Regions from separate parts of the Mus musculus genome. Here regions 2, 3, 4 and 5 are each linked to region 1. Evidence: chromatin loops called from intact Hi-C (ENCODE). Cell type or tissue: heart. All regions are shown on one strand. Each heading gives the region's core, and the rest is flanking DNA. Links, peaks and the distances in the headings are about the cores only. Region 1 holds the start of Zfp827 (zinc finger protein 827). Region 2 holds the start of Mmaa (methylmalonic aciduria (cobalamin deficiency) type A). Region 3 overlaps Zfp827 (zinc finger protein 827). Region 4 holds the start of Lsm6 (LSM6 homolog, U6 small nuclear RNA and mRNA degradation associated). Region 5 overlaps Zfp827 (zinc finger protein 827).

What was found. Peaks named below come from ENCODE experiments on the same cell type or tissue, not always from the same donor. Only the 100,000 strongest peaks of a DNase experiment are listed, where the experiment ranks them.
Region 2: a loop joins it to region 1, with 20 times the contacts of the local background. A loop is called at or near these places in 15 of 42 quality-filtered maps.
Region 3: it touches region 1 in a loop (6-fold over the local background); 10 of 42 quality-filtered maps call a loop at or near these places.
Region 4: it touches region 1 in a loop (4-fold over the local background); 11 of 42 quality-filtered maps call a loop at or near these places.
Region 5: it touches region 1 in a loop (2.2-fold over the local background); 2 of 42 quality-filtered maps call a loop at or near these places.

The regions. Positions count from the first base shown.
Region 1 is chr8:79,026,363-79,032,520 of GRCm38, reverse strand. It overlaps Zfp827 (zinc finger protein 827), which reads right to left and starts at 4,084. Exons shown (of 15, transcript NM_178267.3): 1 at 3,792-4,084. The coding sequence starts at 3,834. In heart, for the core only: CTCF peaks have their summits at 1,395 and 1,991; DNase peaks (open chromatin) are centred at 1,490, 2,760, 2,990, 4,360 and 2 weaker places; H3K4me3 peaks cover 4,354 bases; H3K27ac peaks cover 5,000 bases.
Region 2 is chr8:79,291,556-79,297,831 of GRCm38, reverse strand. Mmaa (methylmalonic aciduria (cobalamin deficiency) type A) reads left to right here and starts at 2,871. Exons shown (of 7, transcript NM_133823.5): 1 at 2,871-2,918. It overlaps Gm4890 (predicted gene 4890), which reads right to left and starts at 2,754. Exons shown (of 2, transcript NR_045823.1): 1 at 2,325-2,754. In heart, for the core only: a CTCF peak has its summit at 3,011 (motif pointing left); a DNase peak (open chromatin) is centred at 2,881; H3K4me3 peaks cover 2,789 bases; H3K27ac peaks cover 2,784 bases.
Region 3 is chr8:79,082,028-79,087,027 of GRCm38, reverse strand. The region is part of intron 4 of Zfp827 (zinc finger protein 827); the gene reads right to left. Among named protein-coding and RNA genes, the nearest start is that of Zfp827, 56 kb to the right of the region's middle. In heart, for the core only: no CTCF peak of the experiment used is centred there; DNase peaks (open chromatin) are centred at 2,857 and 3,447.
Region 4 is chr8:78,817,514-78,823,789 of GRCm38, reverse strand. It overlaps Lsm6 (LSM6 homolog, U6 small nuclear RNA and mRNA degradation associated), which reads left to right and starts at 2,638. Exons shown (of 5, transcript NM_001191004.1): 1 at 2,638-2,742; 2 at 3,705-3,803. In heart, for the core only: no CTCF peak of the experiment used is centred there; a DNase peak (open chromatin) is centred at 2,639; H3K4me3 peaks cover 1,752 bases; H3K27ac peaks cover 2,295 bases.
Region 5 is chr8:79,160,250-79,165,249 of GRCm38, reverse strand. The region is part of intron 8 of Zfp827 (zinc finger protein 827); the gene reads right to left. Among named protein-coding and RNA genes, the nearest start is that of Gm30271, 39 kb to the left of the region's middle. In heart, for the core only: no CTCF peak of the experiment used is centred there; a DNase peak (open chromatin) is centred at 2,169; H3K27ac peaks cover 1,026 bases.

The DNA of each region.
Region 1 (6,158 bases), core at 1-5,000:
CAGAACAGAAGGAGCTAGGAAACCCTAGCAGGCAGGAGCCCAGCCTGGGGAATTGCTAGTACTCTGTGCCAGGAGCCAAGGCTCACCCCAGACTTGGTATCAGATAATACCAAGTGCTCGCCTGGATTTCCAGGACTAATCCACTCTAGGGTGGACTATCCAGGTTCCCTGGTGTCTGTACTGTAGGAAGACAGTGGGCTTTGCAGGCCCAGAATGTTCCTAGATAGTATTGTTTAATGTGAGAAGTAGACTCCACTCACAGAAAACATCTGTATGTGGTAACAGTGTGTGCTCTGAAATTCTTTAGCCCCATTGCTGGGAGTGCAAGGGCCAAGATTGCTGGCAGAAATGGAAAGGATTTCAACTGTTCTACAAATTCAAACAGTAAGTTTGTGTGTGTGTGTGTGTGTGTGTGTGTGTGTGTGCGTGCATGCACACTGCACTTCCTAATATTTACAGGTTCTATCAACTCTTAAATCAACACATCAATAGTGGCTTTAATAACTTTTTCATTTACTCAGAAAGGTCCTTTTGCCTTAAAAGCAATTTAAATTTCCCCAGTTTATTCACTAAACCACCTCTTTGCCTCACCTACAAAACAGACCGAGGGTTGGGGGGCAATTTTTAGGTTTGTCTCTGTATAACTTCTTTAAACTCCAAGATGGCTTCTAACAGGCACCTTTAATCCCAAGCCTCAACTGTGTTTTAACCTTGATACAGCATAGTTCTCCCAGGGAGGGAGCCCTTTTCCCAAACACAAAATAGTTCAGTATTGAAAACTAGGCCGTAGGTCTACAACTATACTCTGTATTAAATGGAAATGAACATTCATTTTTACCCAAATCGATATGCCTCATGTCTGTATATCATTCTCAAGTTTCTAGGATCATCACTGGGCTCTTAGCTGGCCCTGGGTTACTATGACTGACTTGGAAAATACACTATTTGCCCAGAAATTGCTCTTAGTCAAAATGTAAATTGCTTATAAAACATGTGTAAACCCCGCTTAGAAAAGGCAGCACACATGCACACATAAAAATTCATTCAATACAAAAAGAGGTGGAAACGCTTTACAAATTAAGGCTTCCCTTAAAAAGAAGGGGGGGGGAGGCTGGACCGTTTACTGTGCTTCCAAAAGTAAATTGCTTCTTACTTAGGGTAAAGTGGCTTAATATGACTGCAAGGGGAGGTGATTTTTTTTTTTTTTTTTGGAGTAGATAGCAGTATTCAATCTGAGAACCAGGAGAGAGCTCACTCTCAAAAAGAAAAAGAAAAAAAAAGAAAAGAAAAACTTCATCAACAGGCAGCAATCCGCGGGAGAGGCCCACCAGACACCGGAGCTAAAATGGAGCCTGAATTTCCTCTCAGACAGAGGGTAGTCGCAGGAGGTCAGGGTCAAGGTCACCGGCAGGGCAGGCTGCAGCTGCCCGACTGCACTGCACACCACGGGAGGGGCGGCGTTCCAGCCGTCTCAGCCGAAACTGATAAATCCCTTCTCTTCTCCCACCCTCCCTCTAACCCCGCCAACATTTTTTTTTAAGCAGGGGGAGAAGAGAAGAAAGGGAAATGACCAAGTAACCTCACCGCCCTGGTTTTCGCATACAAGCTCATCAGCTCCCAAAGTTGCCATCTAAGGGCAAGTTCGCAGAGAACACTGAAGCCCATTTTGTGCGAGCAGGGCAAGCCTCCCGCGGTGGCGCCCGCCCGGGACAGCAGCCCCCCCCCCCCCCCCCGCCTCGCTGCCCACGCGCGTCCGAGCAAGAGGGAAGCCCGGCCCGGCCATGTGCACGCACACTTCCACCAACTGCTGCGAGTTTTCTGTGAATCGCAGCGCGGAGCCTCCCGCCTCGCCCGCCCCGACTGCGCCTCCTTCTCCTCCTCGCACAAAATTTTCCTACACTCGCAGCCGCCTGCGAGTGATTTTATGTGCATATATATTACATATGTGATATTATCCTCAGAACCTCTAGCGGGCAGGCGAAGAAAGGACTGCACGGGGGCATTTTTTTTTTTCCTCCCTAAAGGAAGGGGAAAAAAAGCATAACCCTAGCCCTGTGCGTCGACTCCTTGCATACCGGGAAGGGGGAAGAAAAGAGGAATGTTTGCGGAGCAGACTGCCCGCGCGTGCCCTTGCTCGCCACTCCGGGTGCCACCGCGCCCGCCCGGGCCACAGCAGCCCTGCGGACCCCTCGCGTGGGCACCGCCGCGGAGATTTCGCGAAGGAGAGATCGATCGCGCTCGCCCGTCTGCGGCGGAAACACACACGCTCACACATAACCCGAGACACCATAACCTTAACCCTTCCCCCACCCTCCGTGAACTTCAGGTGACCGACCACGTCGGCCTGACACCCGCGCGGGCAGGCGCTCCGGCTCCGCTCCCGCCCCCAGCCCGGGTTTTGCAGGATCGGGCTCCGAGCAGCGCCAAGCCGCCCCGGAGAGGGGAGCTGAGCAGGGGGGGGGCGGGAGGGGGGAAGAGGAGAAACTGACCCTCCGTCTCCCCCGACCCCTCCCTCCGGCGCCTCCCGCGTCCCCTCCTCCCGCCACCCCGCCCCACGCCTTCTCCCCTGCCCCCTCTCCCCTGCATTCAAGGAGCCCGGCGGCCCCGGGGGGGATATTTTTAGTTGCTTCTTTCTCCTTCACTTTTAGCTTCAGCAGCATCTCGGAACACTCCGAGCGGAGAGCTTGTGGGGGGACGAGGGGGGAGCCCGAGAGGGAGTGGGGGAAAAGTTAAGAGTCTCGCAAAGAAAAGCGGGAGGGCGGCGCGGAGGGACCCGAGGCGCGGGTGGAGGAGGGGACGGGGACCCGGCCGCGCAGCCCGGCGCGAGTCTCCAGTTGGCGTGTGTGGCTAGGGCCAGGAGGGCTGGGATGCACTTTAGTCACGGACTCTGCTCGGGCTGGCGGGGCAGGGGGGTCTGCGAGCCCGCGTCGCCCCGGCTCTGTCTGCTCCGCCTGACCCCGCATTTTATTGCGGCCGGGAGCCCTGCTCCGCCCTCCCCTCGGCTCTGCAGGGACCTCGCGCGCCGCGCGCCGCCCTGGCTGCCTCGCCTCAGCCTCGGCGCGGCTCCCGCACCCCACATCCGCTCGGCTGCCCGGCCTCGCCCCCCGATCGGCCACCCGCGCCCCCCGGCGCCCCCACACCCTCCTCGACCGCCCCTGCCTTCCCCTCCGCCACCGCCTCCACCTCCGCCTCCAGCTCCAGCTGCCCGCGGCTCCGGGGCCGACCCACCCCGGCGCAACCTTTAGCCGGAGACCGACCTCTCCGGTCCCCAGCCCGGCGGGCGGCCGCGCGCCCTCGCCCCGACACCCCCAATCGCCATGTCACGGCCTCGGCCCTGCGCGCGCCCCAACCCCGCACCCTTGTGCACCGGGATCCACACGGAATTTCTTTTTTTTTTCCAAGATTGCAACCTCTCCCACCTCCCCCCACCCGCGACAAAAACCCGGCATCCACACTACTCCCCTCCTCCCTCCTCTCGCCCCCTCCCCCGCAAACCGGAGTGAGGAGGGGGAGGGAAAGGGGGGAAAAGCCCGATCCCAAGGAAAAAAAAGAGGGGGTCGAGAGAAAGAAAGAAAAAGAGAGAGAGAATAGAAAGGGCACGGGGCTGATCATCACCAACATGGCTGCCTCGGCATAGACCTAAACGAGGAGTAACCCGGGCTGTGTCTTTGTCAGTTTCACCTCTGTAACCCTAAACTAATGCAGAAAACAACGGCGGAGGCTGCGGAGGGGAAAGAGGAGAGGGAGGGCGAGAAAATGGCACGAGAGGAGGTGGAGAAGGGATGACTTACGTGAGGGAAGGCGCTTGGGCTGCTCCTGCTTCCTCCTGGGCATTTTCCCCCTTTTCTCACATTCTCCTCCTTGGTTAATGTGAGATCAAATAAACCCCCGTGGGGGCAGACAGGCAGACACTGGCAGGAGCGGGGAGGTAGTTGGGGGGCGGGCAGGGGGAAACCCCTTCTCTCCGGTGTGTGCAATGGGTTGAAGCTTGTTTCCTGGAGCCAGAAGAGGGGTTTTCTTCTTTCCTTTCTTTCTTTCTTTCTTTCTTTTTTTTTCCTTTTTTTTTTTTTTTTTTAATTTTTTGGTCGTGCACCTGGCTTGTCCCCGAGCGTAATATTCTTCAATGGAAACGGATCTAATAGGTGTGAGTGTGTGTGTGTCCTGTGCTCGCGTGTGATGGGAGGTATAAATAAATGAGCGCCGGTGCGGCGGTGTCTATGGCCGCGCGCTGTGTCTCCGAGCCCCTAACACTAATGTCGGGATCAAAGGGCAGCGGCGGCGGCAGCACAGCTCGCAGCTCGCTCTCTCGCTCTCCTCTCGCGCTCTCTCTCTGTCACACACACACACTCACACACACACACAGAGGCACAGACTGAGGGAAAGAGCGAGAGCTAGACACACGCGCGCGCGCATACACACACACACACACACACACACACACACACATACACACACTCAGCAAAGAGGAAGGTGCCCTAAGGCTCTCAGGGCGGACTCAGCCTAGCATTTACAACTGCTCTGTCTGGAAAGCATGGGGGGCGCGCGTGCGGGGGTGGGATGGACTTCTTCGAATTTATCCCGCTAGTCGCCCAATCAAGGGGGGTGGTGGAAAAGTGCCCCCCCCCGCTCTTGAAACATTATTTTACAGATTTTTTTTTAAGGAAATAGGTTGCACTAACCACTTTCTTTTGTGTATTAAACTACGTTTGGTTCTGTATAAAATTCCCCAGGCTTTTGTAACTGAAAGACTGACTCTCTCACCCCATCACCTTGAGTCTGGACGTTACAGACTCTCACATACTCCCTTAAAACAGCCTAATGGAAATAAATCTTTTTTAAAAAAAAAAAAAATGAAAAGATAGCATAGGGTGGGATCAGTGGATGGGTGGCATGGATACCCAATTTTAGAGGGTCCGGTGGAGTTAACACTTGAAAATTCAGCCAAAACTAAAATTACAGGTTCTTGATAAAGAGGGAAAATAAGATTAGGTCACCCCCCGCCCCCCAGGGTTGACTCAACTGCCACGGGTCTATTCCTACAGTGCACACAGTGATCTTGACTTCTGTGATTCACTCCCTGCCTCCCCCCCCACCTCCCCAGAACACAGGTAACTGAGCCTTACCCTGAAGCAATTCTAGTGTGTAGTTTGAGCTCATACAGCAGTCTTCATTAAGCCATATACTTTCATTACTTTAGAAATCACACATCTTGCTTCAAAGAGACACATAAAGAGGGAAAACAGAAAAGGATGCGTCGCCTCACAAAAGGTACTCAGTGAAGGGAACGGGTCTCTCTCTCTCTCTCTGACTGTAAGCCATGTGGATACAAGTTCACTGGGAGGTTGTTAATGATTTAAAACTCCAAAATCTGCTACTATAATTGAAGTAAAAAAAAAAAAAAATTTGGTCTGAAGAAGAGCTGTTTCATAAAACTCTTTGTAAGGGGAAACTTTGAACTTGGTGGAATACATTATATGTCATGAGTCAGAGCTAAAAAATAAAAAGGTGCATTATTTAAACATCTTCCCTTTTGAGGTTTAAAAAATCGACTCATCATCTTATTATGTTAAATATTTTCCTACCAATTTTTTAATAGATGTTTTCATCAGAAGGTGGAGCATAGTGAAGACACAAAAGTTTAAAATGGCATTCCATCAGGTGACATGAGTGACTAATGAGACTTAGAAGTCTCCAGTGGTGTTAAAGAGAGCCACTGGGGTTAGGTTTGGTTACATTTCCTTTAAATGACAATAGCTTTATACTGTTTTCACTAGGAAACTGTAAAGGAGACTGTGTCTCCCAAAAGATGGCTTTCATTAATAGTGAATTCTCAAGATGAACCCCTTCTTGCTGATACCTACCAACATACTTGGCACTCCAAGGTTGCAATGCTATTTGAAGCAGGTTTAAATGCCTTCTGAAACAGTGCAATATCCAAACTGGAACATCAACCTTAAACCAATTCCAAAATACAAAAAAAAAATTGTTTTTAAATGATAGTTAAAATCAGGCATGGTGACCAGTGCCTTTGATCCCAGCACTGGTGAGGCAGAGGCAGGCAGGTCCCCATTGGAGGCCAGCCTGGTCTACAAAGCAAGCTCCAAACTAGCCAGGGCTACGAGTGAGACTCCTTCTCAAAATAAGAAAAACTAGCAAAC
Region 2 (6,276 bases), core at 553-5,552, 260 kb before region 1:
TTGGGCCTGAAAGAAATGAACGATTTTAGGGTAAATTAGCTGCAGAGAAGATGTGACCTGAATACAAAACGGAGATGCATTCTTTCCCTTCCACAGAAACTAGATGGCATATTTGCACTTCCCATGAAGTGGTTTACAATGCAGTTTCTTAAAATGCTGCACTTCAAAAGTACTGATCAAGTGTCTACTTAAAGGTAACTAATGGTAACTAGCCATTTGATGTGGGCTAATGGAGAGATGAAGTGGGTAAGACAAATATACAGATACGTAGGAAAACAGTCAATTCAAAGAATATAGCAATGGTTGTTGGAGGCAGAGTAATGACCCTTAAGGCCATCACATTCTTATTTGAACGGAGGAGAGGTGTAGCCCTGACTTTGAGTGGAGACTGCTGGGGTGGATTTGAGGCTGTTTGGGACTGTTGCTTCCCCACTCTGGCTTCTCTTTTTTATAGGAGATAGTTTTAACCATCTTATAATTCTGTCTCTTATTCCAATGACTATTTTTGTACTTTGGGAGCAGAGAATTTATTTTCTAGTCACTTAGGTCCAGATGGGAAATAATTTTGCCCTGGATAGAAACCCAGAGTCTCACCCTTATTGAATTTAGAAATTTTACATGATTTAATCTTTTTAGACTTAGATGTTGTAATGCTTTGAAACTATGCAGTTCCTCTGGGAACAAGGACTGAATGAATTTTGCATAAGAACATTATGACTCTTTGGGGGCCAGAGGTGTGGTAGGGAAAGCTTCCCCCAATACAGATTTCCACACTTTCATCACCAGAGCCTGTGAATATATTTTCTTACAAAACGCAAAGGAACGTGGGAGCTATGATTAAGGACCTTGCTATGGTGAGATTATCCTAAGTGGGCCCAATTTTGTTACACCAATCCTAAAAACTAAAGACCTCTTTACTGATGCTACTGCCTTTGAAAGGAGAGGAAAGGGGCTACAGACCAAGGCACCTCAGGGGCTTCTAGAAGCTAGAAAGAACAAACTAACACTCTTCTCTCTGAGATTCTAGAAAGGAATGAAGTCCTCTGACAAGCTGACTTCAGCACAGGGGGTTAGTTGCACCCTGACCTACAGAAAACAGTACATTTCTGTTCTTTTAAATTGCTAAGTTTGTACCAACTTTTATGGCAGTAATAGAAAACAAATAGATGACTGTACTTACTCTGTTCATGCATTACAATAAGAGATTCCCATGTAATTCCCTTGAAGGAAACAAAGGCATATCTGATTAGTATCCATATTCTGACCCTCTGTTGCCTAGCTGATGTGATTTCCAATTCTCTGAGGCTTATAGCACCTGCTCTGGCTCCCTGTTCTTTAAACACATTAAAGATGGAAATAGGTTATATGCAAATATGATGCCATGCTGTAAAGGGACTGAGCATGCCAGCCTCAGGCGTTCCAGGAGCCTGAACAGTATCTGGCAGCTACTCAAATTTGTTGAAATGAAAATTTAAAAAGTCACAACTGACAGATTACAAAGACTCACAAGTCTTATACATACCATGGCAAACAGCGCTGAGCAGTAACCAAAAGATTATATGCATTACGTAAGTTGGTTGGTGAATTCCCAAGCCTTAATATATGGACTTAAATATGATATTTGTAATAACGAGGTCATTTCCAAACCCTTCCCAGTGCTCTTAGACATGGTGCAGCATTTGTTAAGGTCAGATTGTAAGAAAACTACTGTATCATGAATTTTGTATTTCTTCTTTGTAAATGTTTTAATAATTGCTAGGTACAAAGTTTCACTGGTTTTTAATTTTCAAAAATATTTTTATGTATCTACAAGTAGGAATGTGCTCTACATGTGTGCCTGGTGTTCTCAGAGGCCAGAGGAGGGCAGTGATTTCTTTGGAACTGGATGGCTGTGAACCTCCCTGTGGGCACTGGGAACCCAATCTGGCTCCTTTGAAGAGCAGCCAATATGTTCTTACGTTAATGTTAATCTCTGAGCCATAGCTCCAGTCCCAACAACTTTGCTTTTAAACATTTAAAACTTACGGTGGACGAGTTAAAGGAGCACTTACCGCTGCTGTTTAAGCTGCCTGTTTTTAACGTACTATCGTACCTTTCTCTGTCTCCACACACTTTCCTTCTGGACTGCCTGAAATTTGTAGGTCTCATGACTTCAGTAATTTTTTTTTTTTTAAATTAGCTACAGTGTGGCGCGGTGGGGCCCACCTTTAACCCCAGCATTTGTGAGGCAGAGCCAGGTAGTATGTAAACCAGCATGGTTTTAGGGAGTTCCAGGTCGGCCAGAGAGACCTTATCTCAAAAACACAAATAAAAAAATTAATTACCATTCAGCCCCAGTGCAAGGTAGAACCAGGTCAGGTGCTTTCAAGGGAGAGCCTGCCCACGCCTGGCGAACCTCCCCGGGCACTGCTGAGGTGGTGAGCACAGGCCTCTGGATGTGGGGCATAAGAAATATTACTACGAGTGCATCGGTTTTAAAGAAAGTGTGGGCCCCTGAGCCACTCAGAACTGCCATTGTTCGGCCGTGCATTTCGACTGGGGCTGGAGCGGCTACTCCAACAGGTGGCAACGTGCTCTGCAAAGTTTGCCTACGTCGTCCTCAGTGACCCGTCTCACGTTTCCAGGCGCGGAAGGAGTGGGCCTGGGCACCGCGGCCGCTGAGGGTTGGGCCGGGCCAGCCGAAGCCAGGACGCATTCCAGGTGGGGAACGCTGAGCCCAGAGCGGCCCTCACCACCCACTTCCCGCCCAAGCACACCCCGCCACCCGCGCCTGCGCCCGCCGCGGGACAGCCTTCGCTAAGCGACTGCGCCTGCGCGGGGCGTCGCGTTACGCCTGCGTGCCGCCGGCGGCGGAAGGAGCGAGCAGGGCGGGAGCAGTGGGCGGAAGGGGCGGTGCTCTGCTGCGCGGCCTCGCGAGGGTGAGTGTGGGGCCCGGTGCGCGCGGAGGCCAGGAGTCGGGGCCGCGGTGCGTCCTCCGCCCGGGGTCAGCCCCGCTGTCGGGGGCGCCCCCTGGAGGCTCGCGGGGGGCAGCCGAGGAGGATGTGGCTGAGTCGGGGGCGGGGTGGATGTGGTGGGGCCTGCAGGAAGGACTGGAAGGGACTGAGCGCTTTTTCCTTACATAAGAAAGGCGTCGCAGTCGCTGCTGTCAGGTTCTCGTGGGCCGGTTTGTGAGCTCGTCTCGGGCAGCGCGGAAGGAGCCAGGCCCGGAGGCTGTTCAGTGCTAAGGAGCTCCGCCTGCGGAAGGGAGCAGCAGACCCCTCAGAGGGGAAGGAATACAGATTTGCAGGTTATAAAGCAGGGTTCACTGGGAGTCACAAAGCGGTGTCTGGGTTGCCAAACACCGTCGCGACCGCGCCGGTAGCGTTCCACAGAAGACATGCCAACTTCAGATATGTTTCTCATTTGAAAAATGAAGGAGAGCCTAAGAAAAGGGTTTCTTACTGTCGCCTTTCTTAACAGTTCCCTTGCATATATTTTGGAGAACAAAGAAACTATAAAAAGTGGCTAAGCTAGTAGAAAACCAATTTCCAGGAGAAACAAAACGTTTGGAGGGTTATCTACAATGTCTCGAAAGTTCTTTGACGAAGTAAATATATTCAAGGAAATAGTATTTTTATTAGGATGGTTCTTTTAAGGCTTTGTTTCCTATTAGAGACTATAAACATGGAAAGTTATATAATCATGAGGAACGTAAATGGTGATTACAAAATGTGAGGGTGTCATAAGAATATATTTGGAATGGATGGAGCAAGTGAATGGTTGGAATTTGCCCCAGCTGATTGATGTCATGTGGGAAAAGTAGACATTTAGTCTTGCTGTATGTAAGAAAGGTGTTGAACATTGCTTTAAAATCAGTGCTTTAAAATCATTCATTGCCACGGGTCTTCTACAGAGATCTGAGTTTTCTGGAATAAGGAACAAGTATCTATATTTTTATGTGATCCTCCCGTTGGTTTTAATGTGATTGGTGTTGGGTTGAGTTAACAAGCACCCTCTGTGAGCCGGGTATCACCTAAGTTAGTATTCAGAATAATTTGATTTAGAGAAGAAAGATTTCCCCAAAGCCAGGATCATCAGGAGAGGATTTAAGAGAAGAGTGGATTTAAGCAGAGGAGAAATGTTGTAGAAGAGGAAAGATGAGACCAGTTAAATCTGGAATGTGGGAAATTGGGAAAGTAAGTACTAGGTTTGGAAGACCAAGTCTCCTTAGAGGAAGGAGGTCTGAAAGGAGAGTATGAGAAAATTGTGCAGCAGAAACAGACTATTGGACTTGGTTCTAGGGCATCAGTGTCACACAGAAGGCTTAAGAATGCTTGCAGTGGGGGCCCACTCCCCTAGTCAGAATGCCTGGAGTGGGGCCTGAGCGTTCCCTCTCACAGGTACTCCTGGTCTGGTTTGGGAGATCACTGTGCTAGGACGCGGAGGAATTTGAACAGAAGAAGCTAGATTCATGTTCCAAGATGGATCTTACTGAGCAGTCCAAGGGCACTGGAGAAAGAGTGGAGAAGGGCAGTGTTTCTCATTCTTGATCAGCACGAACTTGGCACCAGGTCCTGCCCGAGTGCACAGCCATTATTCACACTTGCTATTCCCCTGGCCTGCTTATATTTGCACAAGAAGAGCCTGAGACCATAAGAGGGCTCAGTTACCAGTGCTAGTCTCACTAATGCTGCAGATTTCCAGAGCAATGAATAACAACATTTAATGGTGAGAGGGTCCCAGCACAAATTGACCTCAGAGTAGAAATTTGGACATGTGACTCTTTCTGGAAATAGTGAAAGATAAAGTAGACAGGAACCTCAGAGAAGCCCTCCCGAGGCAGTGAGTGTGTTCTGTGTTACCCTCACTTATCAGCGACCACCTTAACCACTCTGTAAAACCATTTTAAAACTTGAAAGGGAGAGGTGAAGCTTTGAGCAGGGGTGGAGATGATAAGCAGGCTAGTGGTATCTGACAACATAGTTTCCAAATCAAAATCAGTTACACACCGGGTGATTGTGTGGCCTGTGTGTATTGTACTATATCATAGACACTGATTGGGTTTAAAATGCCTTTTCTTGTCATGGTAATTACTGACATTAAGAATATTCACTTGCTCAGTTCCAAGACAAATATCCCAAGTCAGGCCCTGCTGCTGAGCAAACTCCCAATGCAGAAAAGTGGGTATGGATCAGACTTTTAAAGGAAAAACACACATTTACAAGTGTTCTGCTTTCAAAATATCAATTAGCAGTCAGTGTAATGGAGTTATGGACTAACGTAAAATTATTACATATATTCTTTGATTCTGCGAACGAGCTATAGATACAGAGCACCCATGGTTTATAGTAGACTGCCATCTTAAAAGTTACCACTGTACATTGTGATGAGGGTTGTCAGGCTGGGGGAGTAATCACACTATGGTTCCTGGAGGATGAAGAGGGTTTTGTGAGATAATGAGAAAGAGCATGTCCCACATGGAAAGACTATGGTGACAGCCACTCTGGGAAAGAGCGTAGCTGCCTCTGGAGTCTGTACACACAGAATGGAGACAGCAGGAAAGCAAAGGTTGAGGAGGAGGGGGTGTCAAGAATTCATGGAGGAATATAAGGTATTTATGTCATCACTGCTTGCCTGGATTGTAAACTTGATGCCACCAGGAGTCATTTCTGACCCATATGCCAGTACATTCCAAGGTCTAGCCCAGGGCCCTGCATATGGTAGCTTCTGCATAAGTATTTATTGACTGTGCCATTGCACAGTCATAGAAGAAAACATTTTTATTTTTAAGGTAAGGCAGGGGGAGCCTTGAAGGTAGGTTTGAAGGAGAGTATATGAGCATGAGATGCCTGATAGCGTGGAGGATGAGTAGAGAATGTGTGAGAGGTGGCGTTGGTAGACTGTGGGCTTCCAGACTTCACAGTGTACTCATTGCAGGCTGCGGTAGAAAACCAGAAGAAACAGTGCTCGGGAGGATTATCTATAAAAGGGATACATGTTATCGAGTGACATTTGTGTTTCATGCATTCGTGCATGTGTATTGTAAATATATGTCTTATAGCATACACAGCTTGAAACCTACAACATTAGAGAGATGTGGATAATGGAGAAGAAAGAATAAGTCACTTTTGTGAAAAGTAGATGTGAACTTAAAATGTTATTATCTGTGTAACTCTCTCAGGGGCAGTATGATTAAGTTTTGTTCCTGTAACAAAGCAAAGGTTTATTTTGGTTCAGTTTTGGAGACTGATTCATGGCCAACTGCCCCTGTTGGCCCTGTGGTAGCACAGTGATTGT
Region 3 (5,000 bases), core at 1-5,000, 55 kb before region 1:
CCAGAGCCAGACTTGAGAGGAGAACTTCATACACATGATTTTCAAACAATGTTCAAGGAACCCTAGGATCTGCTTCATGGGTTCCAATTTATGTCTGTCTCAAACATAATTTCTAGGTTCCTTTTGAATTCATGTAACGTGATTTTAACATGTATATCCTTGCAAGGATTACACCTGAAATGTCTAACCACCAGAGACCACTAAGGTGATGAGCTGCGTTGATGAATCAGTTTGTTTTTGCTAATGCGGTGTCTTCTGCTACCACGGGGCTGTTAGACTTCTAGAAATACCTCATGATAAGGAAGCAGCTTGCTGATCTTGGCAAAACCCTAGACCTGTGAGCCGATGTCGCTGTAAGTCTGTACAGTCACAGTACCACCAGAGCCTGTGGGATTCTCTAAGTCAGCGTCTCAACTTTAGCAGTGTGGATGTCTGGACTGGATCATTGCTAGAGAAGGGGCTGCCATACATGCCACATGCCTAGTCTCTATTGACTAGGTGCCTGTCGCTCCTACCAGTTGTTAAAATAAAAATATTTCTCTAGACATTCCCAGCTGTTCCCTGAGCATACCTGCCTTAAATGAAATGCCAGGGTAGGTTCTAGAGCATGTGCTTGGGTGTGGCCCTCTGAATATGACCAGTAGACAGAACAAGACAGAGATATGCAAAGATACATAAATGTGGCTGGATCTGTCTGGTATGGCTCACACACAGTACACAGCCCAGGGGACAGTGAGTGGTTCTCTAGATTAGTGTTTCTGTCTATGCCAGTGACACTTTGGAACTTAATACCATCCCCATGATGCAGACAAAGAGCCTGAGATCCAAAGAGAGTAAAACCTTCCCTAATACTGGGTCACTAGTTACCAAGGGGCTAATACAGAATCCTGGGCAACTCTGCTGTGGTGACCAGTGTGGGATGATCCTGGCCTGGCACTCCAACTAAGGAGTGAGAGCAGATGTTGAATGCTCGCAAACTCCAAAGGAGAAACTTAGTTACTGCAGCATCTGAATAAGTAATGGGAACCTGTGGCTATAGGACAAGTTGTTAAATATCACTTCCCATTTCCTATAATGGGTTGCACAAAGTTGTTTCTCTTTTTATTGATTTTGGGGATTTTGTTTTTTGTTTGTTTGTGGGATTAAGGCCTCTATATACAGCCCTGGCTGGCCTTAACTGTCCAAATACTGGGATTGCAAGTATGAGCCTTCCTACCTCACAAGGCTTCAGTTAGCAAAACAGATCTAGAAATGTAACACACAATAATATTGCTATGAAGACTATGTTCCACAACACCAAAGTAACTTAAATCTAACTGCTTAGGTTTTAAAATAAATGTAACAAATGTAAACTGGTAAAATAGTTTTTTTTTTTTTTTTAAGTACCACTTCTATGTGCTTTACATAGAGGCTGCATTTAGTAGGTTTCTTGGAAAAAGTGAATTAATTGAACATTTAAAATACAACAAAAAGAAATCCAACAGTGTTTCCATCCCCTTCTTTTACAATAAGAAAACAAGGAGTCAGAAAATGATACGTTTTTAAAAGTCACAGTTGTCAATGACTGAATTAGAATTAAAGCTTAGTTCTAGGGACTGTATCCCGGCTTCTATCAAGCATAGGAATTATGTCCTGTGGGAGGAGGCATGTCTGCACCTATGAACAGACTTTGGACCTGGAATTTTTCAATGATTTAATATGCTTTAGGTGAGAAAAATAAATTGTCTTCTGAAAGCATAAGGCCACAGTTTAATTAAATAACAATGACAGTTGAATGCCACTTTTAAATATTAAACACACTATATGCATATGGAATTCTTAAAACATTAATTAAAATTTTTTAAACCTTGCTCTGTATTCTTAAATTATTTTATAACCAGTATAGCCAAAGTTTTAAAGTCTTATATTTCTCATCAATCTCTGCAGGGATTAATCCTTGGCCCGGATTCTGAATCTACATACCCAAACCAAGTCTTCAAAGATCCCCAGTGACCGTTACAATTACGGACACGGAGCCAATGGATACAGAGAATGGTCAAGGGTAGCAATGGGAAATGGAGTCGCAAGCATGAATAACAAGCTTTTTTCTTCGCAGGCTAACCTACGCTTAACGCCAGCATAAGAAGCTGGGTACAAAGCTGGGTATGAAGGTGGGAATGCTTGTCATCCAGCACTCAGGAGGAATACAGACAAGAGTATCTGAATTCAAGGTCATCTTCAGCTACTCAGAGAATAGGAGGCCAATTTGGGCAACATGAGACCCTCAATAAAACAAAACAAAACAAATCCCACATATAATGAGCAAGAGTAGCCATCTGCAGTAATCGTCTTAACAGACAGGATGTCTCTCTTGTCAACAGCAGGAAGGACTGGGTCCTGGAAAATCACTCAAGCCTTGTGCAAATGTGAAAGCTGTATTTAAAATCCATGCTATTAACATAGTCAAAGAGTGAAATGCCTTAACAAAGAGTACAAGAGAGGAGCCCTACAGGTTGGACCACATCCGTCCTGTGGCCTTTTGGACTGAGACCTACCCCTCGGACATCACCTCTTAACTGCTGCACCTGCCATCTTAGTTAAATTAACAGAGAGACATAGTTTCTAGATCAGGTCCTAAATGATCTCAGTCACTACAGATCACCATGAGTCTAAAGAACTGGGGTTTGTGGCAGGCTTAGAAATGGCCAGTGACTCCTGCCAGAACAGCCCAGCTCCTCCCAAGAGGAAGAGGAAAAAGCAACCTTGGAACTTCACGGTTGAAGTGGCCAGACCCCAGAACAATAGGAGAGAAGGCAAAGGCTGGATATGGCAAGAGTGTGTTCAGGAACCTTCATTTTTCCTGAGAGTAGTGGCGAGCTGGCTACTCGACAGAAAGGGAACTAGCCCGGTTAGGAGCTTGCTAGCCTACCTAGCACAAAGCCCTACTACCACATAACAGGGCGCGGTGGCGCATGCCTGTAATGCCAGCAGTCAGGACTTTAGGCGGGCAATGAGGAGCTCAGCACTGTCCTTGGATATGTGCGATGGCACCTCAACAAAAAAGCCAGCTGAGCATTGGAAAGTTCTGGAATCACCAGCTTTGCTTTGGAGGGCTGGGGCTGGGGAGAGAGAGGGGTGAGATGGCTATGGATGACGTGAAGGCTGCCCAGAAAGAAGGGACTGTGTAGATACATTTCCGAAGAGGCACTGGAAGAAAAGAAGTAACCAGATTAGTGACTAAAAGCACAAGCATTAGAAATGATGCCATGATTTGAAGCCAAGGAAAATAAACAGCGGGGCAGACAGAGGTCAAAAGACAGTTCACTTAACTGAGAAATAAAAATTAGGTAATAGCTAATTAAGTGGTCACAAGCCAAGCCTTTGTAGTCAGCCAGGGCTGACTCGTTGCTCGTGTTTCTTACAGCCAAGCCCTCCCAGTCTCAGCTTTCTCATCTATAGAATAGGTTCAGTGGCACTGCCCCTCTGCTGCTGCGGAGGGTTAAATGAGAAGTTGCACGAAGCGGTTGGCACAGGGCCCGGTTCCCAGAAAATGCTTCTGATTAATGATGCTCTTACAGCAGCAGTGGAAGTTAGTGACAGCCACAACAGGGACAGAAGAAACGGCTTCCATGAGGACAGGAGTGGCTAGGTTTCAGCTTTATGGATACAATAGTCTCTGATAAATTTCCCCAAAGGTCTACGGAGCTAAAACATTATTCTAGGGCTGGCCAGGTGGATCATCAGGTAAAGGCACCTGCCCAGAAACCTGACATCCTGAGTCCAACCCCTGAAACCCTCATGTCAGAAGGAGAGGGAGCAATTGAATCCTGTAAATTGTCCTCTGACCACACACACACACACACACACACACTCACAATAAATAAATAAAATGTATTAAGGTGCTTTGGTTGTTGTTTTATTTTGGTTTTGTTTTGGGTTTGGTTCTTTTGGACCGCCATAGGACCAGATACCCATAGGCAGCACAGAAGGAAGAGAGAGAGAGGTCTGAACTTCAGCAGTGACCATTTTCCACTGTTACAATGTAACGTGTTTGAGATCTCACAGGTGAGGGCCTTCAGGAATGTAAGTTGGCTTTGCTGTTACCACTCTATTTGTGGAAGCCTAAAATAGTAATACACCCTGTATGGCTGGGAGTGTGGCTTCGTGCTAGGGAGGCTGCCTAGCATGCATAAGGCTCAGCAGCACACAAAAAATTAATCAAACTTCCAAAGATTCCTGCTGTACGACAGTCAGAGGGAGGCTCCGTGCTAGAGAAGCTGGCTAATCCTTGGCACATGCCAAGGGCAGAGACAGAGCCAACTTCCTGTATGATTACTTCTTTACCTTGTAATTTGTGATATGGACTCCTCTGGGCAGGGCCTGGATTTCAACTCCAATCTCTACTTATTTAGCTGTGTGAGTGTGAACAAGACCTTCAGCCTCTCTCAGTCTCCTCATCCATGAAATGGAATGACAACAGTACTCTCATGTAAAGTGCTCTTAGGAGGTTCCACGAGCTAAGCACAGCAGAGTCAGCACCGTGGATGCAGATACAACAGCATAAAGCAAGTCCCTGGGAGTCACCGGAGTCACCAGCCACACAAAGTTCAACACCAGCGTGGACAGCTCTAGGCTCGGCTTGCTTGCTTAGCATCCTGCTCAATCCCTGCAGTAGCAATCATTAAATTCAGCCTCTGCCTGCCCCCCCTCTCCCTCCCTTCCTCCCTCCCCCACCTTAAGAATCACCAAGCTCAAAAGAATCCACGGATTCAAACCGACACTCAGACTGTCCACGCACGCACAGTCCTCCTGCAGCTGCTCACACGAGGAATTTAGTCACGTGGCTCCAGAGTGCCAAGGCAGGACTGAACAGAACAGCTAAACCAAATCTCAAAAGCAGACTATCAAGTAGTCCAGTCAGGGAGCCATGCCCCCATGGTGATGTGTGAGTCCCTGACTACCAGCACAGACTCTCAGGGTGGGAATGGCACAAGGCTGGCATTTATATGGAAGAAGGCCCG
Region 4 (6,276 bases), core at 665-5,664, 210 kb after region 1:
TAAGGATGAGGAGCAGCAGAGGGCACAGCTCCATGCTGGGGGCCTGGGAAAGGGAGAGATGCGCTCAAGACAGGGCAGCAGTCCTTGCAGATCTAAACACCTACTGTATGACCCAGCACCCGTTCCTTAACGTTTGCCCAAATGGCTTAAAACTTAACTACAGGACTGGGGAGGGAAACTCAGAGATTCAGAGTGCTTGTGACTCTTCCAGAAGACCAAAGATCTATTCCTAGCACCCCAATCACCTACAACTCCAGCTTGAGGGGACCCATCGCTTTCTTCTTGCACAGGCACCCACATGCAGGTGCACATGTGTAGGGGAAGCAGTTATTCCCATAAAGTAAAAAAAAAATCTTTTAAAATTAAAGATTCAAAACCTAATTCCGCACAAACACCTACGTAGGGATATTTATAACACCCTTTTGGTAACTGCCATAGCTCGGACACAACCAAGCTGACCCTTAGTGAGTGAGTGAAAGCCACTGTGCTGGATCTGAGCAGATTGTTTACTACTCAACACTTAAAGGACACGACTTATGAAGGCCTGGAGGGACCCAAGCCGATCTGAAAAGGCTTGGTCACAGGGTGACAAGTCAGTGACACTATGAAGGACAAAATCACCGTGAAAGGAAAGTAACACGTGACTGGCATGGCCGAGAGGAAGGCTGAAGCCCAGAGGGTGTTCCCTATAATGTTATAAATGAGTATCTTTATGTTATAAATGTGGACACATACATTATGCATGTGCCAAAACCCATACAGAATATATCAGTGTACAACCCTAACCTCTGTATAATAATTCAGGCATATTAATCCAGCACTGAGCTAAGTAAACTGAGCTAAGCTTTTCTGAATTATTTTTATGATGTTAAAAAGTCTCCCTAATAAATTAACGTTATGTGCAGGATTTTAAAGACTGGCTTTTCAACAGGAATCTGGAAGAAGTTTTGCACACATTTTTTTTTCTTGTAAATACGTAAAAGATGCCGGCAAGTGCACACACGGAATGTGGGAAGCTGTCTGGTGTTTTGGTAAAGGCCAGTTCTAAGCTGCTGAGGGGTTTCTCAGGATAACCACAGATTTATACATTTGTTGGTCCAACCAATTGTTGCCTTGTGACTTTATAGACTTGTGCCCTCGAAGACAGTGGCAACTATTCTGCAGATGAACCAGGCCCCCAAAACTCTTCTCACCGCCTGTTCACCAGCCAGACTCGGTGACTGCATCACAGCTCTGTGCTAACGTGAGAGCAGCTATGCTTATATCTATGTCTACCTACCTATTTCATCTCTCTATATAATACGCATATCATAATTACAGTCAGTAAGAAATGTAGTATGTAGCACAATTTGATTTTTCTTTCTTTTTTCTTTTTTTAGACAAGGTCTCAAATAGCCCAGGCTGGTCTCAAACTCATTCTGTAGCTGAGGATGATCTTGAATTTCTGATTTTCCTGCACGCATGCCTGGGTGCTAGGATTACAGGTGTGAGCGCCACTATGCCACTACCGCTGTGGTGCCAGAGATGTTCATGCACACTAGATATGCTACCACTGTGCTAAATCCTCAGCCCCCAATTTGACCTATAAAGCAGTTTTTATTTTAGGGACAAGGCATAGCGTGCTCCTTCTTTGATTTAAATGTGACTTTACCTGTGTTCCTAATTTTATATTTCAAGAGCCTAAAATGCTGTTTGATCAATGTCTGTAATTATTTGGTCTTGACATCAACTGGAATTTTACAGACAGACAGAAGGATGTTCCTGTTCTTTTCCAAATTCCACCCAGTTGTTCACTGTCTGGGGTATCAACCAAAGGCAGGTAGATCACTGTCCAGGATATCAATCAAAGGCACGTAGAAAAGGAGGAATCCACTTTGTGTTTCAGAAAACAATTCTGCATCTTAGATCCTGTAACACTTATCAGGGTTATGTAGCTGTTGTTTGAAGGTATTATAACTTTGTTGAATGTTAAACAACAGAAACAGAATTAAAATTTAAAATATAAATATAAAATATAAGTTAAAATATAAAGAGATCGTGGGGGTAGAAGAAATTGTCTTCCTGTGACTTTTTTTCTTCCATAAATAAAAAGCATGCATTAAGAATTCATGAAGTATCCCTAACCAAGTTCCCATACACTACTTAAATAGTATCTGCATGCAGTTTCCAATTAAACTAATTTGTAACGTTTTCTAATTGATGCCGTTATAATTCAGAGTTGCTTGAATTATTTTTTTGTTTCAGCATTCCCATGGAAACAATCTCTTCATACATTTAATTTATATGCAGAAGTTAGTTTGAGGGTTTGAGGCTTTTAACTTGTATTTGTTTTAAATTATTTAAGGCTATTTCGGGGTGCTCAACAGCCATCGTTTTAACTGTAAGTTTCCGTTTCTTAATATTTTAAGGTTCTTTACTGTAAACACACACACACAAGATCACTTCTAGCTCTTGGTTGGTTGTTTTGCTTTCGTATTCTATTTTCTGGCAAAAGAGAGAATATCAGAATATCGGACCTTTACTTCAAGCCCTGGCTGGGTGCCGACGGTACCATTAAACAAACCCGGTCTTGGAAGCCAGCTCACTAACGCGTTCTGACTGTTTTTGATCCCCGCGGGTCGCCATAGGCAAGGAGGACGCTGATTGGGTGAGATGGGAAAGCCGCTGCCGGGGGCGGTTTCGGTTTTCGGCGCGCGCGTCCGCGGAAGCCCGGCCTGTGAGCGTTCTGGATCCGGCTGCAAGGTGAGCCCGCGGCCTGGGAGGAATGAATGGGTGCGGGCAGGCACTCCGGGTGGGAGCGGCTGGCGTAGGCCGCGGATGGTCCGGGCTGGCGGGGAGCGGCTCGAGCCGGGCCTGCGTCCCAGGAGATGCTCGCTGGTCTGGGCCACGCGGGCTCGCGGTGCCGGGCGCGCTCCCGTGGCGCGCGCGCTTCGCGCCGATTGGGGTGAGCGCCCAGGGTTACGGTGGCGCGCGACTTCGGCGCCCTCCTCCACCCGCGAGCCCTGCGCGACGGAAAGTAAATACAGACGAGCGGAGGAAATGGTCCTTGCTGACGGCCTCGGCACACCAACTCCCTTTCTCTTGTGTGGGCCTGTTTCTGTTTCAGCTAAGACCACCAAGTTTTTTAACCACACACCAGTATTTAGTTTTATACTTACATTAAAATGAGACAAGTTGTGATTTTAAAATTCATTGATCTCGTTTGGGCCCCCTGTTTTATTGTGTGGATCTCATAAATTATTCAGCTGTTTCCCAGGCTGACGTCTTTGGGTGTGAGTTTTTTGCTTCATTTTCGCATCCCGAACGATATCGTGATGCCTTAACTTCTATTCCTCAAATTTTCAATTACTAGCATAGATGGTTCTTGCACATTGCGAGACTGGTTTTTCTTAAAGTGTTAGTAATTTATTTGGCTCTTCAAAACCGTGAAAGGGCCTACTGTGGTTCTAAAGTAGCAAAGCACAGCCTCACTTTGGAATTACTATTGGGAGTTTGAACTTGCAGGCTGTGACTGTGTGTGTGTGTGTGAGAGAGAGAGAGAGAGAGAGAGAGAGAGAGAGAGAGAGATAGAGAGACAGACAGACAGACAGACAGACAGAGACAGACAGAGAGACAGACTGACTGACTGACTGCACATGTTAATCAGATGCTGGAACAGGAAGAGACAGCCAGTACCCATCTAGCCTAACTTCCTTATTTTGCAGATGAGCCTGGGGCCGTGACAGGTGAAATGGTGATGAGTTACGCAAGCTGCACAGATAATTAAGTAGCAGAGATTAGAACTCAGGTTTCCTGCCTCCCAAGTGAGTACCCCTAACGACTGCAGCAGCTCTTCTCTCACTGAAGGGTGGCCTACTAGATAATAGAACTTCTTTAAAGAAAGTTTTGTTTTGTTTTTAACTCCCTGGCTTATTTTCTACTTTTGGATTGAGGGACTGGAAAATAGAAAAGTTACATTTTTGTGTTCAGCACTAGAAATTTATTTATTTTTTTGAAGGTCAACCCTTTCAAGACTTTGACGATTGCTTCCAGCTTCCCCGTGTTGGGATCAGATACTTCTGATAAGTGCTACTGTTATCCCTCCCAGTACCGAAAAGTGCATGGACGTTCAGGTTTCCTCTGTGTTTACATATAAACTGTGCAGTCTTCCTGTGCCCTTCACATCATCTCTAGATTACTCACAACGTGCCATTTAATGTCACTGGTTGCAGTAGAGTATTGCTTAGGGAGTACAGCAAGGGGAAAGTCTGTGTCTGGGTAGCAGAGAGACCGCTGGACAAGTAATTACAGCTTCATTTTACCAGGTGAGGCAAGGTTGGCTGGATCCGTAAACACTTTAAACCCACAGACACAGAGGGGCTTGCCTACTCAGCATCTGGTTCTCACGCCAAGGCTCGCCTTTCCTAAAATCCCGTGGTGTTTAAGCCAGAAAACCGAGAGAGAGGGAACGAGGTGGTGGCTAGGGCTCCCTGGCAGCATTTCTGTCAGCTGACGTGTTGAACCACTCCCACCACTCAGTCCTTCGTTGTAGAGTGCTGTCCTCTGAGCCAGCAGTTCCCACCCCAAGGTCACAGCCCCTTTGGGGGTGTCTGGCGACCCTTCCTCGGGAATTGCATGTGCATATCAGAGATTTACATTACAAATCATAACAGTAGCAATAAAATTAACCTTATGGTTGGGCTCACTATACCATGAGGAACTGTGTTAAGGGCTCACACATTAGGGAGGTTGAGAACCACTGCTGTACACTGTAGAGTCTTGAGGGACATCCCTGACCTCTGTAAACTAGATCCTAGTTACCACTCTCCTGTAGTGACAGTACAGACTGTAGACATTTTCAAATGTCCCCAGGGTGAGGCACAAAAGTCACCTCTGGTTGAGAGCAGCTTGCTTTTAGGAGTTAGCCTAAGTAACCCAATTGTCAGGGCACTCATGGCCAAACCTGGACACCTCGCAAGGGTGACCTCTGACATCATATGCACGCTGGAGCAGCTGCTTCTGCCCCGCCCCACTACATAAGACAAACGAGAAAAACATGCAGTAAGAAGCAAACACTGAGTAAGTGTCAGAAATCTGTATGTGACCAGGCTTCTTCCTAGGCTTGGCTCTGACCACCAAGCATTTCTGTTTTCCTTTCTTTTAGTATTTAATGGTTGTTAGAAAAGAATTGCAGGCTCGTAGCTGTTGAAGTGCGTGCATGATGCTTTAGTAGCCATGCCTGTTTAGTAGCTATGGTTGTAGACGGGTAAGGGAGGGATTGGACTTTCTGATACCATCTTTGAATGCCTCTTCCACACACAGTCTGTTCAGGTGCCAAGACTACTAGAGAAGTGAGATTTTTCTTGTCCTCTTGAATTTTTAAAGTCTCTTTGGAGACTGAGTCTAACATGGCTAATATATATCACTGGGTGAATACAGTTTGATACACACACTGCATGTGCCCTTCCCTTTACTTCATTGTTTAACTATGAAAAAAGTTGCTGTAGAGCAAATATTCTCTTACTAGACCTCTTAGTGGCTTCTCTCAGGAAATAGAGTGCCATGACCATGCACTTATGAAAATAGGTTACTTACACGGGCCTGCATAGGAGGCAGGAGAGGGTGATGCTGCAGCCGTAGACATGAGTGTATCTAATTTTGAAGGAAGAACTTTTGCCAAGGTGACCCTGGCAGAAGGAACTCTTTTTCTTGTGTTTATGGTTCAAGAGTCTTATCTCTTGCTTCAGAAATTGTCAGAACTATTCCTTCTGCCTTATCCAATTTAAAAGATGAAAACTTAAAATTACTTGAGCCAAGTGATGGAAAAAATTGTGGTGTCAAGACCAATTTACTTGTACAAAATGGATTTATGGGCAAGTCATTAAGTAACAGGGTGTACCAAGGAAGCCTAATGAAGACTAATGCAAAGGGTCTGGCTTCCTGTGTGATGAATAAATCGAGTTTGAGTCAACCATACTTGTTCCATATAACTTCAAAAGCATCCTTTCAAACCACCGAGCAGAAAGTACGCTAGAGAACAAATGAGGGGTTTGCGTCCAGCTCCTCCTCTCATGTGGCCTGAAGTCTTCTGAGCAAAGCGCCTATCTTCCTATACAGTGTAGATTGTGGACACACAGGGAAGCAGGAGTCCAGAGCTATTGCTGTGGCTCTGCCACCTAAATAGGAAGCAGAACCAAGAAGATTGCTGCGTAGGGTTTTCCTGTGCCCTCCTACCATGGTATCCAGCTAGCTAATATCGGATAATTGACCCTGGGGAGGCTAACCCAGAAATCTTGG
Region 5 (5,000 bases), core at 1-5,000, 130 kb before region 1:
AGAAATGTAAATACCCAACAGCCTGGGATATTTTTAAGTAACACATAATCTACAGTTCAAGTCCAAAGCTGCTAAGCCAAATGAGAAGTGCGTATCTTTTTTGAAAAGCATCATCTTCCAATTTCAATTCTCAAATTGAAAAGGAAACCAAATAAAATCGCAAAAAAATCTTTGAGGCAGCTGAGTATGGTAAGGAGTGCCTATAACAATTAGCGGGTATGGGGTACGCACTGAGGAAGTGGAGACATGGGGTCCCTAGGACAAGCTAGCCAGACTCAGAGACTCAGGGAGCACGGGGCTCACAAGAGACCTCAGTAAACAAGTAGAAAGTGATTGAAGAAGATGCCCAGCATCAACCTTTGACTCCCAGACATATACCTGTGCACATGTATGCGCGCTTCCACAGACCTGGGGGACGGGAGTACTGGAAGTTCAACACCAGGCTGGGCTGCTCCTTACACAAAAAATTCAATGCAACCAGTAGTTTGTTTACCAAATAAGACATTAGAAAAATCAAATAATTGGATGCTTTCTCTCTATGAGGAAAACATAATGTATTAATCTTTGACAGGGTTTTTATGTAGCCTATCATGTTCCTGAATTTGCTATGAAACAGATGAGGACTCCCTTGAGCTTCTGAGCCTCCTGCCTCCTCAGTACTGGGTTAAAGGCTACACCATTATGCCTGATCCGTGGTGCTGCAGATGGCATCAGGGCTTCATGCATGCTTGGCAACTTGCCACTATCAACTGGGCTGCACCTCACCTCCCAGATGCAACACACTAGTCAGGCACTCTGCTTGTATTATTCTTACATATTTTAACTACTTTTTGTCTCTATCCTTTCTTCTTTTATATAGATACTAGAGGACAATAAACACTTGTGATCTGAAAAAAAAATCTGGCTGCAGGCAAGAGAGAAAGAGGCATTGATTCATGATATGTAAATGAATGTAAGTGATTTTTCTACAAGTGAGCTGAGAAGTGGCTACCTTTCTGCACTGTAACACAAGTGCTTTACCTTTGGTAACAAAGGTTCAGCGTCCTTTCGAGACTTTATCTCAATAGAACCTCTGTCTCATCTTCTAAGGACTAGGGAGCAATTGGAAAAAGAATATTATTCTCTAGTTCACAGACAATTTATGGGATGTAAAAGCTAATTTCCCAACTGACGTCACATGGTGAAACCACTTATCTAGGACTTCCCATCCCCCAATGCCTGCTTCTCAAGAGGCTGAAGTTCAGATTAATCACACCGCATAGTAAGAGCTGTGCATAGCATATCAGCCTTCAAACTGTTGAGTGCACTATGGGTCATGGACTAACAGGGGACAGGTAACAGCACTATGGTAATCTTATTTTCCAGTTTGGGCATGTGCACATTTGTAACCTTAGTGGCACTTGAACACAGATTTTTGCATCTAATATTAATGCAGAAACTCACAAATACTTGTGGAATTGGATCACTGCCATGTTCTAATTTCAGTGGGAATGTGTGGCTGCTTTTGCAACAGATGCACTTGTTTCTAGGTCCTGTTGGTGACTCCTGGGTTGAGACTGTGAACATTCTAATCTTTACAGGAGACGGTGTCAAGTTAACGTCCTACAGATATCCCATCTCATTTCATACTTTTAAAAGCCACTGTAGAGCCAACACCTGTAAAGGCTAGTGGCAGGGCGCCGTGACTCGTCAGTATCCAACACTTAGTATTGTGTGTACGTGTGTGCTCTTGTGTGTGGGGTGAATATGTGTTCATGTGGGTGTGTGTGCATGCATGGGTGTAGGAGAGAGGTTGATGTCATGTGTTTTCCTTAATCCCACTGCAACTTATTTTTAAATACTGTTCTTATTAATCTCTTAAGTATTTTATTCTATGTATTTTGGTTATGCTCACCCCTCCTCCACATCTTTTTTGAGACAATAGAGTCTCTGGACTGCACGGCTCACAAGCTCTGGGTACCTACCTACCTATCTCTGTCCTGGGGATTTGAACTTGGGTCCTCATGCCGGCACAGCAGGCACTTTACCAACTGAGCCGTCTCCCCAGCCCTAGATCCATGGAGCTGTTAAAGCAATCACATGCGCAGCAGAACAGAACACTAAATGACATCATACCCCAAATGCTAGCCTGGCTCTGGCGAGAAGCCAAGTAACCACGGGTTACACAGCAAGTTTGCAGAGGTGACTTTTTCCAAAGTTCAGGTTTAACTGAAAAGGCCAGAGACGTGATTCAGACTAGATCTGCTAACCACGTGTGCTGCCCGAGGAGGGTGACCTTACAGTCAGCTGCCCACGGAGAGTGACCAGGGCTGCTTCCTGCCTCCTTCCACTGGCTTCTATGCACACAACTCCACCCCTCAGGCACCAGGATACAGACTGAAAGGTCCTTTTAAGCCACTGTTTCTTGCCCAAGGGACCACATGGCTGATCCTAAATCCCACCTGTTCCTTCTAGGCCTGTGTCTTTCCTGCATCATTAGCTCAAAAAGAAAGGATAAGGATGGAGTTTTTCTTCTGTGTGGAGGAAGTGAAACTGTGAAGCCTCTAATGTGTTAGGACTCTCACTCACTCACAAAATGCTCACCATTTGAGCTAGCCTAGATTTTGATCCAAGTCTATCCATATAATGTCCACAATAATGTTGGCAGAAACCGTTGGATCTCTGAGTTTGAGGCCAGCCTGGTCTACAGAGCAAGTTTTAGGATAGCCAGCCAAGAGAAATCCTGTTCTGAAAAACATAAATGAACAAAGAAAAAAGAAGAAAGAGAGAAAACCAACAGGGACCACTATAACAGGTCGCCGTGTTTCTTCCTCATTGGGTTTGAGGTTAAATGGATACGGAGTCATCCTACTAGTTTTTATGTTGTGAATACCAAGAGACATTGAGAAATTGTGGAGAAGGTGGGATGAAATTTTTAGACCTAACCATGATGTGGGGGTGGGGTGACAATCTCTAACAGGTTAATTTTGAGAATACTGCATTAACTTTGGACCTGCTGTGAAAAACTTTTGGAGAAGAAATCCAAGACAAAGTTTGTGGACTGAGGCGTGGCTGTCCACATGAAGCTCACATCCACAACACCGTATGTTCATATATCTGTAGAAAATACATCCTGTCCCCGTTTATCCTGTGTGTTTTGCGGGTAACATACAGATTCACAGCAGTGAAAGGTTAGAAAAGAACACATTTCAGGAGCTTAACCATCTGAATCATCAACACAGGTTTTGCTCTACATGGTATGGACGTGGGTTTGCCACTTTAAAGACCTGCTACACCTAATCAGTTGCTCATGAGAGCGGAGGCCGGACTCCTGACAGGGTAGGTGTCTGGTACGTTCTGTCTAAGTCTGAAACACCAAATGCTGTTTTTCCGTTGCTGTGAGAAAACACCATGAGCGAGGCGACTTACAGAAGCAAGAGTTTGTTTGGGTTCATGGTCCTGAGGGATAAGAATTGTTCGCGGTGGGCAGGCACAGCAGCTGGCATAGATGTGGGACTGGGAAGAGGACTAGGAGAGCTCACATCCTTTTTTATAAGCACAAGACAGAGAACAAGACAGAAGTGGCATGAAGATGAGGCTCTAATGTCAAAGCCCATCCCCAGCGACATCCCTTCTAGTAAGGCTGCACCCTTAACTTCCCCAAACACTGCCACCAACTGGAAACCTCTACTAGCCTCTGGGGGACAGTCCCATCAAAACCACAACACACCACAGGAACTAAGAGTCTGACTACCATTTGTACATCTTCAAAATAGCATCTCTCTCTCTCTCTCTTTTTTTCTCTAGGAACTTTTCAATGTCTTCGCTAAGGAATGAAGAGAGAATGACCTTGGCTGGTGAGATGAGTCAGGGGATCATGGCTGTCAAGCCTGGCAGTGTGAGTGATGACCCCTGGGACCCACATGATGGAAGAGAGAAGTGAGGCTCACAACGGCCTCTCACCTCCACATGCATGCTGTGGCATGGATGCATCACTCCCCAAAATAAGAAGTAAATCTAGAGCGAAGGACAGAGACAGAGACAGAGACAGGCATCAATTAACTCTACAGAACTTTGCTGGATCAGGCCAGCAATTGCTGGCATTTGGTCAGAAACAGACAAATATGAGGCCAGTCATTTGAAATGGTCAAAGCAGCTGTCACCACTGGCAGTCCCTTCATGTCTACCCATGTGGTTCTGAGGTAAGAGGCTGGCGTTCACAGGGTGGGTCACCAGCACAATTCCCCACCCAGTACAATTCAGCATTAGCTTCAGTTCAGAGCAGATCTCCAGTTTCCGTACTTTAGTGGGGGTTGGATGGGTCATAGCAGCCGCCACACAAAAGTAATCCAAAGCAACAACAATATATACTTGAGACTCAAAAAACAAAACAAAAACAAATGAAATTAATAGACAATCATATGCTTAGTACGTTAAATGCTGACCTGAGCTGATATAAAATGCACTAGCCAGGGGACATAAGTCACCCCACAGTAACTCTGACTCTGCTTGGTCCAGCTCACTACGGTAGGCATTGCTTGAGTACATCCTGAGTTACCTCACTATTGCTCACCCACCCCCCAGCTTTATCATTAGTAGAAATGTACACACTTGAGGGTCCAGGCAGGGTCTGCTGCTCAGGTTAACCCAACAGTGAAATAACAAGCCTGTGTAGACACTGTCATAGCCTATGAACTCTACCCTGGCTGAAGGCCAGCTGGAATTATTAATCAGGCTTTGAGTTCCTGACCTTGAATTAATCCAAACAAGCTATTTCCTCCTGAGGCAAAGCTAGAGGCCCTCTGACACCCTGGCGTTTCTAGTAAAGGAGCCCTTGAGTTTCAGCTTAGCCCACGGCTGTGACCGTGGCCTGTCAGCATCTCTGTGAGCCAATCATGGCCAAGTAACCATGCTCTAGGCAACTGGACTGCCGCAAGTTGTATGTGTAATGTCTAGGTCAAGGCTTCTTAAATTGAGTCATGCCCTGTTATGGGGTAGGGTAGCTGAATGATGGGGGCTGC